2 separate regions of the Homo sapiens genome follow, and region 2 is linked to region 1. A link is a loop called in an ENCODE intact Hi-C map of the cell type or tissue named here. Cell type or tissue: psoas muscle. All regions are shown on one strand. Each heading gives the region's core, and the rest is flanking DNA. Links, peaks and the distances in the headings are about the cores only.

The links. A loop is a pair of places that touch in the nucleus more often than their neighbours do. Peaks named below come from ENCODE experiments on the same cell type or tissue, not always from the same donor. Only the 100,000 strongest peaks of a DNase experiment are listed, where the experiment ranks them.
Region 2: a loop joins it to region 1, with 2.2 times the contacts of the local background. A loop is called at or near these places in 6 of 110 quality-filtered maps.

The regions. Positions count from the first base shown.
Region 1 is chr3:81,663,247-81,671,246 of GRCh38, reverse strand. GBE1 (1,4-alpha-glucan branching enzyme 1) reads left to right here. Exons shown (of 16, transcript NM_000158.4): 3 at 294-409. Among named protein-coding and RNA genes, the nearest start is that of GBE1, 94 kb to the left of the region's middle. RefSeq lists an enhancer at 7,182-7,681. In psoas muscle, for the core only: a CTCF peak has its summit at 4,536; no DNase peak of the experiment used is centred there; H3K27ac peaks cover 522 bases.
Region 2 is chr3:81,864,484-81,876,897 of GRCh38, reverse strand. It overlaps LOC105377178 (a long non-coding RNA gene), which reads right to left. Exons shown (of 3, transcript NR_188681.1): 3 at 1,124-4,504. Among named protein-coding and RNA genes, the nearest start is that of GBE1, 110 kb to the right of the region's middle. In psoas muscle, for the core only: a CTCF peak has its summit at 4,936 (motif pointing left); no DNase peak of the experiment used is centred there.

The DNA.
Region 1 (8,000 bases), core at 1-8,000:
TTTTGCATTCTGTTTATTGACAGAAGTATTAGAGTTGAAACCACAACTGAAAATGTTATAGTCTTAATTTAATTATAAAATGCAAAAGCACACTTTAAAATGCATTTTTTATAAATAAATTAAGAATAACCTGCCTTTTCTAAACCACTAGTATTTTGATTAACACTTCAGAAAACAATTATTTTAGACAATTTGATTTTTTGTGCAAGTAAAGCAGTATTTTGTTTTTCTTGAAATTCATTAACTATTAGTCCTATCATGCTGTTGTTAACTGATCTTCTTCATTTTTTTAGATGGTTGGAATCCATTTTCGTACCCATACAAAAAACTGGATTATGGAAAATGGGAGCTGTATATCCCACCAAAGCAGAATAAATCTGTACTCGTGCCTCATGGATCCAAATTAAAGGTACTTTCCTCCCTCCTATTTTTTCTTGAACTTATCATTTTCTTTTTATCTTGTTTGCCAAGTTTGATTTAAACTATTAGAATGTACAACTGATGCATGATAATTGTGGGAGAAACAGTCTAAATGTACAAATAGAGGGAAATTTAGGAGGAAGTCTTGAGTTGAACTGGGTTAGATTAGAATTGTTTGGCTGGTAAGGAACCAAACTTAGTTGTATTATTATCACAAGTTTGGAAACATTATATAAGAAATGATATATTAAAAGTGATTTTGAGTAATTGTAAAACTTTAGCTTGGGAAACGGAAAGTTTAATGGAAAAATGAAACCTGTCTTCAAATCAGCCAATGTAGAGAGGATTTTTATCTGTAAAGAGGTCGGGTGAAATTGATGTGGGAGGGGATGCTGTGTTGGACGCGCATGCATTTTGGAGACTGCTTCTTCTGCTTCTTCCTCTTTCTGGCCTCTGACATGCTGGTGGTATGGTCTTGTTTATCATATTCTTCTGTGATAAAGCCACCTGAATTAGCCCAGGGGTCTCCCTGTTGGAGGCAGGCTGAGCGTCCTCCACACTCCCTCTGCTTTCGTTGACCATGTGGTTTTGCATTCAAGGTCTGCAGAGCAGTTAGAGTCGGCTGCTCTTGTCTCATCAAGGGATGTCTGAAGGATGGGTTCCAAAGTCTGGATTACAGATTTAAGGCATTTGATTATAAGAGAAGCGATCTAAATCTTTTCACACTTACTTGATTTTACTCCATGGTCATATAATTATATAATATTTCCATGTCCCTTGTGTCTTCCTTCCTTAGACATTTACCATGATAAATCCTATGATTGAGTTGTTTTTATTGGTATTTGTTATTTAACAATATTAACTCAGAGTTACTTAAATATATTAAATCAAAATGCACAGTATGTTTATTTTGTAGGTTGTTAAAAATATTTTATAAATAATGAAATTATAAGTGTATGTAAAATTTAATAAGATATTGCCACACATTATAATAGTAAGCAGAGAAGAATATTGTTTGGGATAAGAAGATGTTTAGCAAGAGATGGCAGTCAAGGTTCCTTTTAATCTATAGTGAAAAAGAGAAAAATACTGACAGTATACAATAAGAGGAATTAAAATTTAATATAAATAATCCCCTTTCCATGTCAGTATAAGCTCCATGAGAGCATGGCCTTTGCTGTGTGTGTGTGTGTTTTTTTTTTCCTACTCCTGTATACTCTCAATTCTTTGAACAGTGCCTGGCAGAGTAGACACTCAAAAGATATTTATTGAGTGTTAAAGCCATTTTGAGACTCAGTCTTTGAAGAAGTAAATCAAATAATTTGATTCTTCGATAGTTTATAAGGGCTAATTTTATAGAAACTGTGGCAAGGCAACTATTATTGTTTTCATTGCTGCTTTAAGTCTTAATGGCTGTTTTTTTAACCTTTGTTTTAGGTTCGGAACTTTTTTTGAGAACTGAACTTACTACTTTTTAAAAAGTGTTGCAGGAATTTTTTCTGCCTGTTTCCTTTTTATTTTTTTGAGATAATTGGCAGATTAACTTTACTGAGTTTTTACTTGTTACAATCAATTAACTAAGAGAACTAATCTAAATAGCAAACAGCTCCTTGGCACCAGCTGCAGCTGTGAAATCTCTGAATTCCTTGATTCTGTGACCCTCAAATGTTCTAGTTGAAGCCGAGGAAAGTTCCCAATCATAGTGGAGCTTTGGTTGCAGGGTTACACTACAGTCTATCACCTCATAAGGTTGATTTTTAGCTGCCGAGTTCTATTTATTCATATTTTCACTAGTTCAACAAATATGTGTTGAGTATCTTCTGTGTACCTGGTACTGTAATATGCATAGGGAATCAGAATTTTAAAAATTACTGCCTTTAAGGAAATAATCTAATAAATGAGTTATTTTTAATTTTTATCTGCTCCAATAAGCCTAAGAGCTAGGACACAGTCCACTCAGTAGAAGCAGCTTCCTGTGGAAGTAACTATCAAGCTAAGGAGCTAGGTGTGTGGAAGAGGCAGGATGGGCTGTTTCAAGTTTTTAAATTTGAAAAACAGATTTTCCTTCTTTTGGTGGAGAATCACTGTAATAAACATAACTAAATAGACATAAAGCTCCTTTCCCTCTCAAAGAGGGCTCTGTATGATTATATTATTAAACACTCATTACCTCATTACTAGACCCAGCATCATCTATTAAAAGATAAGAATAAACAGCTCATCGATTTTTTTGCTTTGTTAGCTCAAGTAGGAGGCATGAAAAATACCAACATAAGCAGCTACCACTTACTGAATGTTTCCCATTGACAGCTAACTAATTTACATATATTTTGTCATTGACTCATTACAAGAACTCGATACAGTAAGTACTTTTATTACTGGCTCACCCTACATTCTGCTTTGCCTGAACAGTACCAGTGTATACCTGTTATCTTAATTATTATTATTTTTGATTAATATAGCTTTATTTTCATTTTTTATTTTGATTTTACTTTAAGTTCTGGGATACACATGCAGAACGTGCAGGTTTGTTACATAGATATACGTGTGCCATGGTGGTTTGCTGTACCTACTGACCCGTTCTCTGAGTTCCCTCCCTTCACCCCCACCCCACAACAGGCCCTGGTGTGTGTTGTTCTCCTCCCCGTGTATTCTCATTGTTCAACTCCCATTTATGAGTGAGAACATGCAGTGTGTGGTTTTCTGTTCCTGTGTTAGTTTGCTGAGAATGATGGCTTCCAGCTTCATCTATGTCCCTGCAAAGGATATGATCTCATTTCTTTTTATGGCTGCATAGTATTCCGTGGTGTGTATGTACCACATTTTCTTTATCCAGTTTATCATTGATGGGCATTAGGGTTGGTTCCATGTCTTTGCCATTGTAAATAGTGTTGCAATAAACATATATGACCATGTGTCTTTAGAGTAGAATGATTTCCCTGATGAACATCAATGCAAAAGTCCTCAATAAAATACGGGCAAACCGAATCCAGCAGCACATCAGAAAAGCTTATCCATCAAGATCAAGTTAGTTTCATCCCCGGGATGCAAGGCTGGTTCAACATATGCAAATCAACTAATGTAATCCATCACATAAACAGAACCAAGGACAAAAACCACATGATGATCTCAGTAGATGCAGAAAAGACTTTTGATAAAATTCAACATCCCTTCATGTTAAAAACTCTCAATAAAATAAGCATTGATAAACCATACCTAGAAATAATAAGAGCTATTTATGACAAACCCACAACTAATATCATATTGAATGGGCAAAAGCTAGAAGCATTCCCTTTGAAAACTGATACAAGACAAGGATTCCCTCTCTTACCACTCCTATTCAACATAGTATTAGAACTTCTGGCCAGGGCAATCAGGCAAGAGAAAGAAATAAAGGGTATTCAAAAAGGAAGAGAGGAAGTCAAATTGTCTCTGTTTGCAGATGACATGTTTCTATATTTACAAAACCCCATCATCTCAGCCCCAAAACTCCTTTAGCTGATAAGCAACTTCAGTGGAGTCTCAGGATACAAAATCAATGTGCGAAAATCACAAGCATTCCTTTACACCAGCAATAGACAAGCAGAGAGCCAAATCATGAATGAACTCCCATTCACAATTGCTACAAAGAGAATAAAATACCTAGAAATACAGTTAACAAGGGATGTGAAGGACCTCTTCAACGAGAGCAACAAACCACTGCTCAAGGAAATAAGAGAATTTTAATAATCATTGTAAGAAATGAGTAGCATTCTGTCTCTAGTTCAGAATAATATTAAATTTTAATTTTCAAATAACAATCAGAAGGTACAAATTTTAGTAGCTGACATCTGTCATCTCTAAACCTATTTTTCAAAATCTAAATACTATAAGTCTTTTGTCACATTTTTATTCTACAATTGAGCTCTCTAAAGGAGCTGGAACAGCTTTCATTTTATTATTGTAGATCATGATATTTTTCATAGATTTAACTGTGCTTTTTAGGCAATTAAAATCATAAGGCTAAAATAAACACATAATTTAGAGTTTTTCCTTAAAATTATTTTCTAGATAAGTTCTGTATTTGAGTAGATCATTTATGTGTCACATTGATATGTTTGTGGCAGTGAAGTTATATCTCCCTCTTTTGGAAAGCCAAGGCATGGCATTTTGGTTGAGTTTAAATTGTTCTTTTCATATTTTCAGTTTACATAGTTTCCTGAACTTACAGATTGAAAAATAATATTTTTCTCTGGAATAGATTTTCCTTTGAAATTTTTTACATTAATAAAAAGTTAAACTTTCATACATATATGCACATGTATATTTCTTTGGATGTGTGGAAAACAACAGGACATTTGACATGTGTTTCAACCCAGGAAAACTTTTTATTTTGATATTTGAAATGCCTTTATTTTTAGTTGAAGAGAGTCAGTTTTACTTTTTCTGTAATTATGCAACATGATTCATAATGTCTGTTTAAAAAATAGGACTTAATTTAAAAAATATGGAAAGAAAAGTAGCCCTTCTTATAATCATTAATGGCCTGGCCCTCCAGGCTACCATCCACTCTTGACAGATTTTATGGGTATTCTTGCTCATCAGTTTTTAGGCATTTGTAAACTGTCCTTGCCCTTGTCCTCTGCCTCCCTGTATTTATATGCTTTTTATTATCATAAAAATATGATTATACTGTGCCTATTAGTCTTCAGTTTGCTGCACCCCTCCTAATATATCATGCAAATCTCAAAAGGTACATTATTATGTTAGTTACTTGAAGAATCAAGTCCATACCCATTACTAATAAGAGTGATGTCTACAAGGTATAAATTAGCATTTATTCTGGCTAAGCATTCGACTATAAAAAGAAATAAAATGTATTAATATACTCATTCTAGATCACTCAAGTCTGTTTCTTATAATAGCTAACATAATTTTATAACAATTGTATGCTTTCTTGAGGTATTAAAATCAGGGCTGCACCTTCATTACCACTGCTTAGAAGAACAAAATGTTCATTTTCTACCCTCCCTGCTTCCTGCATTTGGGTCATAGAAGTGCTCTGAATTTACCCTGTAAATTGTTCAACAATGTTGAGTGTTTTGCGGGATGTGGTTTTTGTTTTTTCTGTGTACTCCTTTGTAACTTTGCCTACAGATTATAAAGAAGTGCTTGAGATTTAAAATTTAAAATTAACCATTAACATATCCCAAGAAGACCACTTATATGTAATGTAGAAAGAAAATGTTTACAAGAGCTAACAGTAGGTTATTTTAGTTTAACAAGTCTCATGTCTTTTTTTTTTTTTTTTTGAGACGGAGTCTCGCTGTGTCCCCCAGGCTGGAGTGCAGTGGCGCAATCTCGGCTCACTGCAAGCTCTGCCTCCCGGGTTCACGCCATTCTCCTGCCTCAGCCTCTCGAGCAGCTGGGACTACAGGCGCCCGCCACCACGCCCGGCTAATTTTTTTTTGTATTTTTAGTAGAGACGGGGTTTCACTGTGTTAGCCAGGATGGTCTCGATCTTCTGAGCTCGTGATCCGCCCGCCTCAGCCTCCCAAAGTGCTGGGATTACAAGCGTGAGCCACCACGCCCGGCCAACAAATCTCATGTCTAACATCAATCTAGTAATTTTCATTTGTTTAATTTTCATAAATTACTTAAAGAACTTATTTAATCAGCATTTCTAAGAGGTTAGAAACACTACTTCAACCCACAGAAATTAAATGGATGTGTAGTATAATATATGTGAATATATGTGTGTATATATAAATGTGTATTACTATTATGAAACACTGTTGCAAACTTCCTTTGAATTAAAAAATTCTCTCAGAATAGGCATTATTTCATATACAAACTAGAATGTAATGAAATAATATAAATTGAAGAATATACAGGTGATGGCTTTTGTTTGTTGCCTTTGTAAATAACAATGCCATTGACATTTGCATACTTATATTAAACAAGGTTTACTCTGTCATTATGCTAAATATAGTTAGTTTGTGATTGCCAATTCTATGTCATTGACTTAAGAAGTCACATTTACAGTCATGTTGAGAGGTTTGAAGTGATAATAATAATGAAATAATAATCCGTAATGTTTTGCACTGGTAATTACAGTGGGTGATTTTTGCAAATATCTGTTCATGTGAATAGAACTATAAGCAATCTCATGAACACATTGTTCTCAGCTGAGCAGCACCTCTTTCCATTTGATCCTGAGACATGAACTCATTTTAAAATTAATAATGAGTTATTATATAAAAATAATTTTAACATCTGAAGAAATTTTGTTGGTTTTCTTTTTCTTTTCAAAATGTTGGGGCGTTTTAGGCCCAGCTGCTCTCAGGTTTGGACATATCTGTACTATTTGTCTTCGTAGTGCTGGCAGGTTTTTTTTTTTTTTTTTTTGACACATTCAAGTTTTCTATTTTTGCCATTTAATTTTCCAGGCTCTGTCATTTCCTTACCATTCTTTAAGCCTTCAATCCAGGTTCTGCCTCCAGCTTTGCTCATGTGAACCTTATTCCACTTCTTCTCTCAAACTTATTTTGATTCCAAACTTTCTGATATTCCAGATGTGTTGTGTTCTTCTGAAATGAGGTCCTAGGTTAAGTCAAATTATGTTCTTCTTATTTTTCATAAAAAGAGTACTGCTTCTCATCTTAGTTGAAATACAGATTGACCCTCCTCTTCATCCTCTCTGCCCCTAGCATTCCTAGGTATTGCCAACTTCTGTGTCTTTTTGCATAACTGTAATAAACTCTGCTTATAAAAAATAAATTTTAAAATTTGAATTTTGAAACCAAATGCACGGAGAAAATATTTTTTTTTCTATGCACAGCCCCTTTTTATGATTATTTCTCATGAAAAAGCTGATTCCGAATGTGCACATAATTATGTGTAGGAAGGTACAAATGGAAATTATTAGTGTCATGAACTAATTAATGATGACATTGAAATGGGAAAGGTTCCCTTGTCCCCTCACAGGGCGCGCGATGGGGGTGTGGCTCACTACTTCAGTGCCCCGCTGCTCAAACCTCTGCGAGAACTCACAGACGGGCAGGCTGTGGGGCTCCAACCCCACGGCAGTGCCTGGGGGTGAATGTTTACAGCTCATGAAGCCCCAGTGGGCGTGTGCTACCGTGTGCTTTTAGTTTGCTGTCTATATGCTGCTTGTGTTAACCAGCTCAATTAGACCCTCTGCCCTGTCACAAGGACAGAGGGTTTTCTGTATCCCGGGTTCTTGCCTTGGTATACTGGAAGAATAGGATCACATCTGGGCTTGGAGAATGAATGCAAGGTTTTATCGAGTGGAAGTAGCTCTCTGCTGATGGCAGAGCTAGTAGGGAGGTGGTTTTCCCCTGGAGTTGGGCCCTTCAGTGGCTCTGGCTCTCCTCAGATTGCCCCGGCCAAACTCTGTCTTGTCCCACCAGTATATGGCCTGCGGGCATGCTGATGTCTGTTAGGGTGCTCTTCAGCTGGCGTGCCCCCTCCGCGTCCTCCTGCCTTCCAGCTGCTTACGCTGATGTGGTCCTCTCGACGTCTGGCCACCTATGTGTCTGCCCACTGGGGTCTTGGGTTTTTATAGGCCCATGATGGTT
Region 2 (12,414 bases), core at 1,812-9,811, 200 kb before region 1:
CTTGTGAGAAACTGAACAGAGAATCCAGCTAACCTGTGCCTGGACTCTTGACCTACAGAAACTGTCAGATAATAAATGTGTGTTCTTTTAAGCTACTTAATCATGGTAACTTATTTCATAGCAATAACTCTGTGAAGATGAATACAAGTTTATACACAGTTCCCCAGAATTCATATTCTAATTAATTATCTGGTGTTAGTTCATTGGGGTACTGTAACACAGTACCACAAACTGCTGGTTTAAACTACAGAATTTTATTGTCTCACACTTCTGGAGGATAGAAGTTCAAGATAAGGTTTCAGCACGGTTGATTCTTTCTCAGAGCTGTGAGAGAGAATCCATTCTATGCCTCTCTCCTGGCTTCTGGTGGTTTGCTGGCGACCACCGGCATTCCTTGGCCTTTGGATGCATCACCCTAATCTCTGCCTTCGTGGTCACATGGTATTCTCTCTTTGTGCATGTCTGTGTCTAAATTTCCCCTTTTTAAAAGAACGCTAGTCTTTGGCTGGGCGCAGTGGCTCATGTCTGTAATCCCAGCATTTTGGGAGGCCGAGGCAGGTGGATCACAAGGTCAGGAAATCAAGACCACCCTGGCTAACACGGTGAAACCCCGTCTCCACTAAAAATACAAAAAATTACTCAGGCGTGGTGGCGGGCACCTGTAGTCCCAGCTACTAGGGAGGCGGAGGCAGGCGAATGGTGTGAATCTGGGAGGCGGAGGTTGCAGTGAGCTGAGATTGCGCCACTGCACTCTAGCCTGGGCGAGAGAGAAAGGCTCTGTCTAAAAAAAAAAAAAAAAAAAAAAAAGAACACTAGTCTTATCGGATTAGCGGCCCACTGTATTCCAATATGACCTTATGTTAACTAATTACATCTGCAACAACCATACTTCTAAGTAAGTTCACATTCTGAGATGCTGAGAGTTAGGACTTCATCATATGAATTTGAAGAGGACAAAATTCAACCTGTAATAGGTGTTTAACTCTTCCTGTAAAAGGAAATCCTAAGAAAGAAAGAAAACACTGCCATTTTAACTTAAGGAATTATCTCTTTGAAATAATAAGCTCTCCTTTCACCCATTGTTTTGTCTGTCATAGCAAGAAGAGAGTGGAGACCAAAAGCATTCGTATATCCATTAATTTTTTAATGCATTTCTTTGAACACTTGGCTTTTACAGAGACAGGAGCCATGAAAATACATCATTACTTTAAAAAGTTGTAGTATCAGCTTCACTTATTAAAATGCAGAAGCACTTATCTAGCCTTCCATAATTTGGTGCCCCAAAGTATTCAGTCTTGGGAGACTATTGCAAATGACTTTGTGAACTACCAATATTTCCTTGGTATTAATTTATTTTACATCATATTTTTCAAACAGAAAATATGAAATGCATTTGATAGCTCTCAAGTTTAAATAATAGTATTCACTTTCAAATGATGAAGCTTTTAAATAGTTAAGAGCATCTTGTGGCCATAGAAATAGCTATTAACAAGTAAGCATCTTCTACCTGTCAGTATTCCAGTAAGCAGTTCACATAGATGATTTCATTTTCTCTTTACAGCAACCATATGAAGTGTTTGCTATATGAACCATATAAATGGACATGTAACATCTCCATTTTATAAAAGAAGAAAGTGAGGAAAAGAGAATAACCGAGGTGTCCAAAGTCATACAGCTAGAAAATGTTAGACCTGAAATTTTAGTCAAGTTCACCTTCATTTCAAAGAGATACACTGTCTTGCTGCCTCAGAGTAATGCAAGACTTATATATTTTATAAAATCTGGATTCAAAAATTCTCAGAGGCCAGGAATACCAACCATCACTTCATTATATAGATAAAGTCATTATTAACAAATACATCCATCAGTCCATTTAGCAATTCCTTTAGATAGCACCACTGATGCAAGGAAAATCAAGTAGGGGCTGACAGAAAGGCAGTGCTGATCTTGGCTGTCTTCCCATGTCTTCCCTCAGCTGGCATTCCAGGCTCTCAAATTACCACCCTGAGGTAGAGTCTATGAGGTGAATGACTATTAGGTACATTGATTCTATTGGACACAAATAAAAGGTTTTAAGGGGTTAACATGACATTAAAATGAAAAGTGGAAGCCTATAATTGCATGTATAGATCTCTGGCTCATAATACCTCAAGGGCTACTACTCTGATATTCTGTTCATCAGTTTCATACTATTAGCTCCCTTTCCCTGATTGTTGTCTGTGAATCATGAATTATTGCTTGATCTCATATTTGAACAGTTTTTGTTGTGTCTGGGTTGCTCACCTTAAAACATACGAGTTATAAGAGCGATTCAACTCCTACTTCCAAGCCATAGAAATACTTGCACACATTCCCAGAAGTTAGTTACTTGAGAAAGATTTCCAAAATTCTGTATCTATAGCCCAGTAATCAAATTATCAGATCTGTTTCCTTCATCATCACAGCATGATCTGATGAATAGCAATTGTTCCCTCTCTCTTGTCCAGCTTAGGCTGTGATTAATTTGACTGGTTTCAAAACCTGTTGTGTTTTTCCTCTGTGCCCTGCCTGAATATTGGCACAATATTATTGCAGTAGGTTGCATTACTTCCATTTTATCTTACATTTTCAGGCCACTTAATCCCAACATGTAAATTTCTGTAATATTAAATGCAAGTGAACATTTTAAGCCAAGAGCCCTAGCATTTTTTTAGTAAGACTGTGTCACTGCTCCTAAATTACCATGAGGCATGTTAACACAAAGATATTACAAATAACAACATAAAATGACAGGAAATTTAAATGATACCTGGGAATACAAAATTCATGCACTTAGGTCTACCATATGTTATATCACTCTTATCGTAATATCAATCCTCATCTCCAATCAGTAAAGCTAAAAATGAGGTGACTTTCTGTGATTACATTTACAGATTAAAACGTTACATGAATTAAAAGGAAACCTGATAATTTAAAAATATGTATTTAGTAACTATTATATGCAGCTATTCCTGGAAGAGCAGGTGGGGAAATAAAGATAATAGTCATAAACCTTACTGTTAAAGAATATATAATCTATCTAGAAGAAAATGACTAATTTTTCTCTAATTGCTTTGCCCCATATTTTTCAGTATGTCTGGATGCCTTGTTCAGTTCTTAAGATTACTACTTATTCTATGTATCTTTTTGCCAATAAAATTATTGATATTTTTCATAATTTTTAGCCAGTGAAAATAATCTAGGTCAGGTTTGCACTAGGCTTAACATATAACTGCTGTGTTCTCAGAGCTTTAAAATTCAGCTGCTGAACGTAAATCTTTAGAAAAAAGACACTCCTTTAAGAATAGAATGCTTAAAATTTTAACCCCAGTAGTGAAAAGAAAAGCTCATAGCTCAGTATTTTCTCCAGCAAATGAAAGAAAATAATTATTTCATTCCTATTCCATTAGCTGTTTATGATTTTAATTCAACAGCACTTTGGAAAAAATATTCTTCTGAAGGCTGGTTACTGGATACACTTCTAGGTTTAACACTTCAAGATAAGTCTTGGTGATGGAGGATATAGATTTGGAGGTATAGCTATCTTGTCACCTTGTTCTGCCTGCCCTCCCACTGTAAATTTTTTATTCCACATTTTAGCATTTAGTGTGTGTGTGTGTGTGTGTGTGTGTGTGTGTGCATGTGTGTGTGTAGTATAACTAAAATTCTATAAAATATGTATTATATAAATTATGTGGTTTTGTCTTTACAGTAAGTACTATTTTTATGCCCTTTGTTCTACTTCTTGAACTGAATTTTTTTATAACTTTTTATATTTTTGCAAATTTTTAAACATGTGATGATTATTTTCTATTTGTTTTCTCTGTAATTTAACATTTATATGTAATTGGTAACATAGAACAATCATAATGATGGAGAATTTATGATTTTTAAGACTAATGTTACCTAATGATCTACTTTAAAAAACACATTTTTCAAATAGATGCATTTACATGTAATGAGATGAACACATTCCAGTTTTCATAACTTTTGACATCTTACTCATACGTCAATTTTATACTTTCTGGAAGTAAGATGTTTCTGTTTTGAATGTTTACTTTTTGTGACCTTTTATACACAGCTCTGAAATTGTCATCTGTGTCTATTGCAACCAGCTGTAGTAAACAGAAACCATACAGTAACATTAAATGCAGATGCTAAAATTTTATAAAATGAGTGAATGATAATTGATGATGAAACAGTGAACATGACTAACTTAGTGCAGAAACCAAAATACAAAGAATAATGGTGTAATTCTTCTGTCACTCAAAACTGCACAATATATTGACTTAGATCATTCCATTATTAGCCATATAAGCATTACAGTGTTTTTCCTACAGAATACACAATGTGATGTAATCATCTCTTATATTTTTCAGAAACAATAGCCATAGAGTCCGCATATTATGTTTTCTGTTGGCAAAGAGCTTTTCTTTTTTTATCTTGAAAGATAAAATGTTTTCTATCTTCCTCAGATGTTTTTAAACTGCAAAAAATAAAAAAAAAGATGAAGAATACAGTGGCATATATCAAAATAATTTACTTCTAGCACTAAATATTGACAAAGAGATTCTCCTTTACTTTTTGCAGCGCCATTTAAATTCAGTGATTACATTTCTGATGTTACAAATAAAATTAACCATTTGGAAACATTATTCATATCTCAACAACAAGGTAATTATTTAATATTTTCTGCCAGGAATATTGAGGTGTATATTTTTTATTTAGAAAAGGTAAAGAAGTTAAAGTTTCAGGCTGCTTTTTTAGAATTGATGCTAGCATGCTTATGAGAATCATAACTACAAGCTCTCTATTTTAAATTATTTACTTTTTTTTACTAAGAGCATGGACCTTTTTAAGAAAAAGTCTGAAAAAATATTTCTGAAGCCCACCAAAAAGTAATGTGTGACTTCCCCCTGCTGGCTTAGTAGAATAATAAAAACAAGAAAACCCGTTGTGATAATTTTTTATATTCTAAAACACTAACGTCTTATTAATTTAGAGAACTAGGACACATATCTTTCGGAAGTTGCAAAGCATCTACCAGTAGCTGCAATATCCATTTATGTACTAAATATACAGACCCATCAACATTCATGTATATTTCCACCTGTCCACATTCACACCCAATTAGATCCAAAACCACATCAACCTTTTAACCTAAAACAATATTTAAAAAGGAAACAGACACACACACATACACAAACACACACACACACATGTAAAAATCCCTCTCTTGCCTAGTGCCAATTCAAATTTATTTGCTATCCTCTCCCTGGAACTCTAAAAACTTCTCTAGTTGTCACCAATGTGGGCTGGTTTCCAGGTCCCATTCTCTGCCTACTGCCTGTTGGATCTTGTAGCTGATACTGTACCTGGAGCTTCATGTGCAACCTGGCAATCATTGCTACTACAAAACTAGTTCACTATTAAATTATATATTTTAAATCACTTAATTATTGTTGCATCTTATTAAAATTAAAAATAACTCAATCTGATGAACCAAAAATAATAGATGCATATTTTGTATTACTTTGAATAAAATTTGCATGTTAATCAACTAGTTTCTAAATGCCAAGAAATAACTTTTCTGTTGCCTCCTCTCCCCCTGCCTTGCAGTGGGTGCCAAATAAAGATGACCCAAATTAAAAATGTGAGAATTTGAGTTACACATAAGAATTAACAACCCTGAATACGACACAGTTCCTGGGGTCTAATTCTTTCTGAAATTGCTGCAAATAAATTTATCCTTTTTAGAACTGCTGAAGTTGTATCCATATAGCAAACTAGTTCATATATTTGCTGACTGAATCACAGAGACCACTATCAGTATGTAAAATTCTCTAAGGAGTTATCAGGTCTGGATGTCAAGACAATTCAAATAATCAGACCAAGTACTTTTCATTCTGTGAATGTCATCCTGTTAAGTAAAATGACTAAGCAATGAACTAGTTAGCAACTTAGTGACTAACCTGCCCCTGGTTAAGATTGTATATCAATCCAGTCCTAAAGGCAAAATGCATTAGATGGTTACTGTTGCAGGCTGCGTTGTGTCCCCTAAAAGATATCTTGAAATCCTAAACTCTGATACCTGTAAATGTAACCTTATTTGGAAATAGGGCCTTTGGAGACATAGTTAAGATAAGGTCATAGGGTGGACCTAATCCAACATAATTGGTGTCCTTATGAGAAGAGAAGAGACAGACAAAGACACAAGGGAGAATATTATGTGAAGATAAGAGTCAGAGATTGATTAGAGTGATGTGATGACTGCAAACCAAGGGATACCAAGGATTGCCAGTAATTGCAAGGATGCTAGGAGAAAAGCATGGAACAGATCCTCCCTGAAAGCCTCCAGTGGGAACGAACTCTAACACCTTGTTTTCAGACACCTAGCCTCCAGAGCTGGAGAAAATAAGTTTCTGTTGTTTTAAGCTTCCCAGTTTGTGGTATTTTGTTATGGCAGCCATAGGAAACTAATACAGCTAATGGACGTAATATTTATTGGAAACCTACTATGAATGAAGGCACTAAATGGGTCTTCAAGCCCACAGCACCAAGGCCAAGCCATAATACCTTGGCCTTTTCCTTCAGGACACCTGAGCAAGTGAATGACAGAGAAGTGAACCAACCATTATAATTGGTCATGAAACTATCTTCAAGAGATATTATACAAGCATGTATAAAAAGTCTTAACGTAGCAATATTCCTAGAGAATATGACATCTCAGATAAGATGTAAAGAATAAATAAGAGTAAACCAAGAAATATTAGGGGCATGCTAGGGATGGAGGTGTGCAGAAATGATGAAATCATTCCAAATAGAGGCAACAGCATGAAAATGAGCCATACGAAGAGTGTGTTAAATTTCCGGAACCTCAATTCCACTCACTCCTTGCAAAAATCATGTATATATTATTTGTAGTAGAACTTATTAGGAAGAAGCAAGATTTGTGTTTCTTTACATGATCTGAGTTAATAAGATAGTCTCCCAATAACAAGATGTAATCTCCCTATAGAAGAATTTCTCAGAATAACATATGCATCAAACGACTGATCCTTTTTACTTCAAGGCATTTCTGAAAATTGAAACTCTTAAGTCCACAGTTTCTTAAACAAATATTCCAACACCACCTCTTTGCTATTCCCAAAGTCTTTTGAAAGTGGTTTTAAATTATTTCCACCTTTAAAATTTCCCAAACATCCAAGGCACTTGGACTATATTATGAACAAATTGTCTAAAAATACTCAGGCTTGCATAATCAGTAAAGAAAGCACTTCCCTCTATAGTACGAAGTTCAATAGAGCATCTGAAATCAGTGTAGCTAATAGCAGAGTTCAGATGAAAAACTATTCTGAATCTCAGAGGTTACATAAGCAGAGTATTAAAGACATTCTAGTTACTATGGTAACCTCATTTTTTATGGATTAGTAGAGTAAATAGTCTTACAAATCTTCAATAATCTGTTGACAAGTTAAGGTTAACCAGGGTAAAATTAAACTATAAAGCTTTCTTTTTAACAAATATAAAACAGAAAATTAGTGACCAGTATTTTTTTCAGAAGAAAGACACAAGTACTTACACAAAGGTTTAATTGCCTCATTTAGAGTACTGATCTAGAATTCACGGTATTATAAATTTTGCAGTAATGTATTACTGAAAACTGCTTAAATGCATAAACTGAGATTCTCTCCCTTTTTGACCATCCAAATGTATATCTGCTTATGTTATTTTTTCATTTCAATAAAAGAAATTTTAATGAAATCAATGCCAGAACCACAATTCAAAATTTGCTATACTATAGTATATCTTTTGATTCACTGATTGTTATTTTTTCACATAAGTGACATGATCATATTCTAAACTCCATGAATAAAAATTTTACCTCCTGATAGAATACGTGTTAAAGTCATATTTAAACATAAACCAGTTAGTTAGATCAATTATTTTTATCCTAAATTCATGAGAAATATTAAACCAAAAACTGAACTTTTAGATCAATGGGAAAATTATTCTTGGCATTTTCTCTCCAACACCATGGCATATTTCTGAGAACTCTCTTCATGTGTATGTGCCAGTGTATTATGCAATATCCCCTGCACTCACATTTTTCAGCAAATGTTCTCAAATCAATACTTCCATCTTGCTCAATGATTTTTCTTTCTATCTACCTATCTCCAAGTTTAAATTCTCATTGTTTTTCAAAACTTTTCAAGCACCTCCAGAATTTTATCTAATCTACCTGAAGCATCTTCTGAAGCAAAGGAATCAAGCTTGAGTTCAATTCTTTTGTACAACATCTCACATTCCTCAAATTTATGACAATTTCAGTGGTAATAGTAAATCCAATTACAAACACCCTAAAAGACTATAAGGCCATTTTCTGGCATTACTATTTTACAATTTACACACACACACACACACATCCAGATAGATAGACAGACAGACTAATAGATGATTGATTGAGAGAGATAGATGATAGATAGATGATAGATAGATAGATAGATAGATAGATAGATAGATAGATATAACATGCAGTCATTCTAAGTAATTTAAAACAGATAATAATATTTGGTAACCTTGTAAGGATATCTTAAAGAGGCACACATGTGCACACACATACATACACATACAAAGTCCTTTGCCACTAAACCACAAAAGAAAAATTCTAGAATAAACAGGTGAATCTGATTTAAAATCTCAGGAATCCTTTCATTCTCTCAACACATGCCTTCCTCCTGTTGGCCACGTACAAATGCTTTTAGACTCTGGATCTCTAAGGGAGAATAGGAGGGAGTGAGGCCTGGCTCAAAAAGGAAGTTTACATAAGCCCGAAGTTCAAATCTAACCCATTTGCCATCAGTACTTTGCATGACCAAATCTATTATCTAAACATCCAAAGAGTATTTAAACAGATGACCCTAAAAGCAAGTCAGCAATATCTTTATCTAACAAAATGAAAAAGTAGGAAATGTTAGTATAACTATTAGTTATATAACTACTATATGTCCAACAATGTGCATGAGTTAGTTCCAATTCTGTTGAGGAAATCAACTCTTTAAATATTCCATAGGCTGGACATTTTTGTCCATTTTTCAATATTAGCTGTTGATGTCTTCTAAAGCATAATCTACTCATACAATTCTCAGATTACCTGCTTCACATTCCCATAACTGTCTTCCCCAGATCTTTAAAAATAGGCTTATTTATAGGCTCAGTTTCTGACTCATTACTCTTTCCAAAATACCCCTTAGTATTAGTTACTATTTGTTGAACAATTGGTATGGGCCAAGTGATTTACATTAACTAACTCATTATTTTTCAGAGCAGTAAATAACATTACCTTTGTTCACATCTAGGTAAATTTAGGCTTAGAGGCGTTGAGTTACTTGATTTAGTGTGCATGGCTATCAAGTGTTGAAAGTCCATTTAAAACCTAGATCTTTTTCAACCCAAAGTCAAGGCCCTTAATCTCTATGTTAAGGGTTCTCAAACTTGGCTGTGCATTAGATGGCTTGTTAAAATGTGGGTTGTTAAACCGTAAGCCTCGAGTCTCTAATTCAGGGTTTTGCAATTGTGACAAGTCCTCAGAGAAGACTGATGCTGTTGATCTTGGACCTGTGAAAGGAAAATCAATCTTGGGACCCCAAAATTACTAAGCTAAAGGGAAAAGTCAAGCTGGGAACTGCTTAGGGCAAATCTGCCTCCCATTTTCTTCTTTAAAAAGCTAGCGGCCAAGCACGGTGGCTCACATCTGTAATCCCAGAACTTTGGGAGGCCGAGGTGGGTGGATCATGAGATCAGGAATTCGAGACCCGCCTGACCAACATAGGGAAGCCCTGTCTCTACTAAAAATACAAAAAAACTAGCTAGGCATGGTGGCAGGTGCCTGTAATTGTAGCTACTCAGGAGGCTGAGGCAGGAGAATCGCTTGAACTTGGGAGGCGGAGGTTGCAGTGAGCCGAGATTGCGCCATTGCACTCTAGCCTGGGCAACAAGAGTGAAACTCCATCTCAAAAAAAAAAAAAAAAAAAAAGGATAGCTACTAAATAAAAAAGATACACACCTCCCTCACAAGGAATTTCCTAGTGGACAAAGGACAGACAGAATTCAAAATCATCCCTCTGCTCACTGAGATAAATGCATATCTGACTGCTGCCTTTGGAAAGGCTAATCGGAAACTCAAAAGAATGCAACCATTTGTCTCTTACCTACCTATGACCTGGAAGCCCCCTGGATGGAACCAATGTACATTTTACATATATTAATGGATGTCTCCTATCTCCCTAAAATCATGTATAAAACCATGTGCCCCTACTGCCTTGGGCACATCTTATCAGGACCTCCTGAGGCTGTGTCACAGGTGCACATACTTAACTCTGGCAAAATAAACTTCCTAAACTGACTGAGACCTGTCTCAGATAGTTGGGGTTCGCAGACCACACTTTTAAAACATTACATTATGATATACTTCAACCCCCACCCACACCTTCAACATGATATAGCAGTGGTTCGCAATCCCAACTATACCTTTGAATCACCCATAGATTATCAAAATAAGAAAAATACCCATGCCTGGGCTCCACACCAGACAAATTACATCAGGGGATCTGAGGTGATTTGATGCCTGGATATTAGTTGTTTTTAAAGTTTCCCAGGTGATTCTAAGGTACAGCCAGGTTTGAAAACCACCTAGAAAAGGTGAAAGGAGCATGAACTTTGTAATTAAATGCTCATGCTTCAAATCTTAGTCCAAATGAGAGATTACATTGGCTTGGACAATAGTAATAGCAGTGGGGGAAAGTGGTAAGTTTCTGAATACATATTGAAGGAGGAAACAATGGGATTGTTCTAGTAAATTCATTGTGTGGGGTAGCAGAAAAAGGAGTTAAGGACATTCCAAATTTGGGGTCCTGAGTCCCTGGAAGGGTGGACTTGCCATTTATAAAGAAGGAAAAGATTTGCAGAGAAACTGGCTTGAGGGAGAAAAATCAGGACTTGATGTTGACCAGGTACTATTGAGATCCCAGTTATGTAACCAAGAGAAAGCTACTAGCAGGATGATACTGCTGTTTAACGGGGAGATCTTGGGGTTTCAATACAAATGTGGATGCCACATTCAAAGAGAGTAAATAAGATCATGTGGACTGTGCTGATGAAGAACGGATCCTTGACCTGAGCCCTGAGGCACTCCGGTGGTTGAGGAGGGGAGAAAAACAAAAAATTATGTTGTCCCAGAAGGAAAGCAAAGCTAATCATGCCCAACGCTGACAATAGGTACAGTATCGGCCACTGAAGGCCATGGACGTCAGTGGCAAACATAATTTTATCATAGGGAAAGGGACAAAAGCCCAAGTTGGAGTGAGTTTATACGTTTTAAGTAAGGTTGATAAAGCATTCCCAATTTTGTTTTAAATTCAGCATTGTCTAAGTAGGTCAGAAATGGTTTGGCACTGATATTACAAAGATAAACAAGATCTGGCTGGGTGCGGTGGCTCATGCTTATAATCCCAGCACTTTGGGAGGCTGAGGTAAGCGGATCACCCCTGAGCCCAGGAGTTCAAGACCAGCATGGCCAACATAGCAAAATCCCACCTCTACTAAAAATACAAAAATTAGCCGGGCATGGTAGCATGTGCCTGTAATCCCAGCTACTCGGGGGCTGAGGCATGAGAATTGCTTGAACCCAGGAGGCATAGGATGCAGTGAGATTGTGCCACTGCAATCCAGCCTGGGTGATAGAATGAGACAGAAAGGGAAGGGGAGGGGAGGGGAGGGGAGGGGGTGAGGAAGGGGAAGGGGGAGGGAGGGGGCGGAAGAAAGGAAGGAAAGAAAGAAAAAGAAAGAAAAAGAAAGAAAGAAAGAGAAAAAAAGGAAAGAAAAATACAAGATCCCTCGAGTTCATAATCTAAAGGAAAACATTTATAAGCAGTGTTAAAACTATTCACTAAATACAAAAATAGAGGGACAGATAGTGTTATGGGAGCAATGAAAAGAGAATACTCAGCTTTTGATTTTCTATTTTCAATTTTCAGGTAAGGATTTTTTTAAAATATGCTGCTTCTGTAAGTCACGTAAGGACAGCCTAACCTACCAAGGAGAAGCAGTCAGTATGGCACATAGTGTCTGAATTCCAGAAAGGCATTAGGTTCTAACACAAACATAACATCCAATTTTTATCAGCAAATTAAGGTTATACAGCTTAGACAATATTTGTATATTGCATCTCACCAGCGTTGAGCTCAAAATAAAACAACTGTCTTGGTTGTATCTATTGCCAAACCCAAACTTACTGACAGAAAACAGACCTGACTCTGGGCAGACTTTCCTTAGCCAACTCCTTCCGCATCTTGATTGTTTTTCTCTCAGCAAACAAAGCTCGCCCTTTCAGCCCTT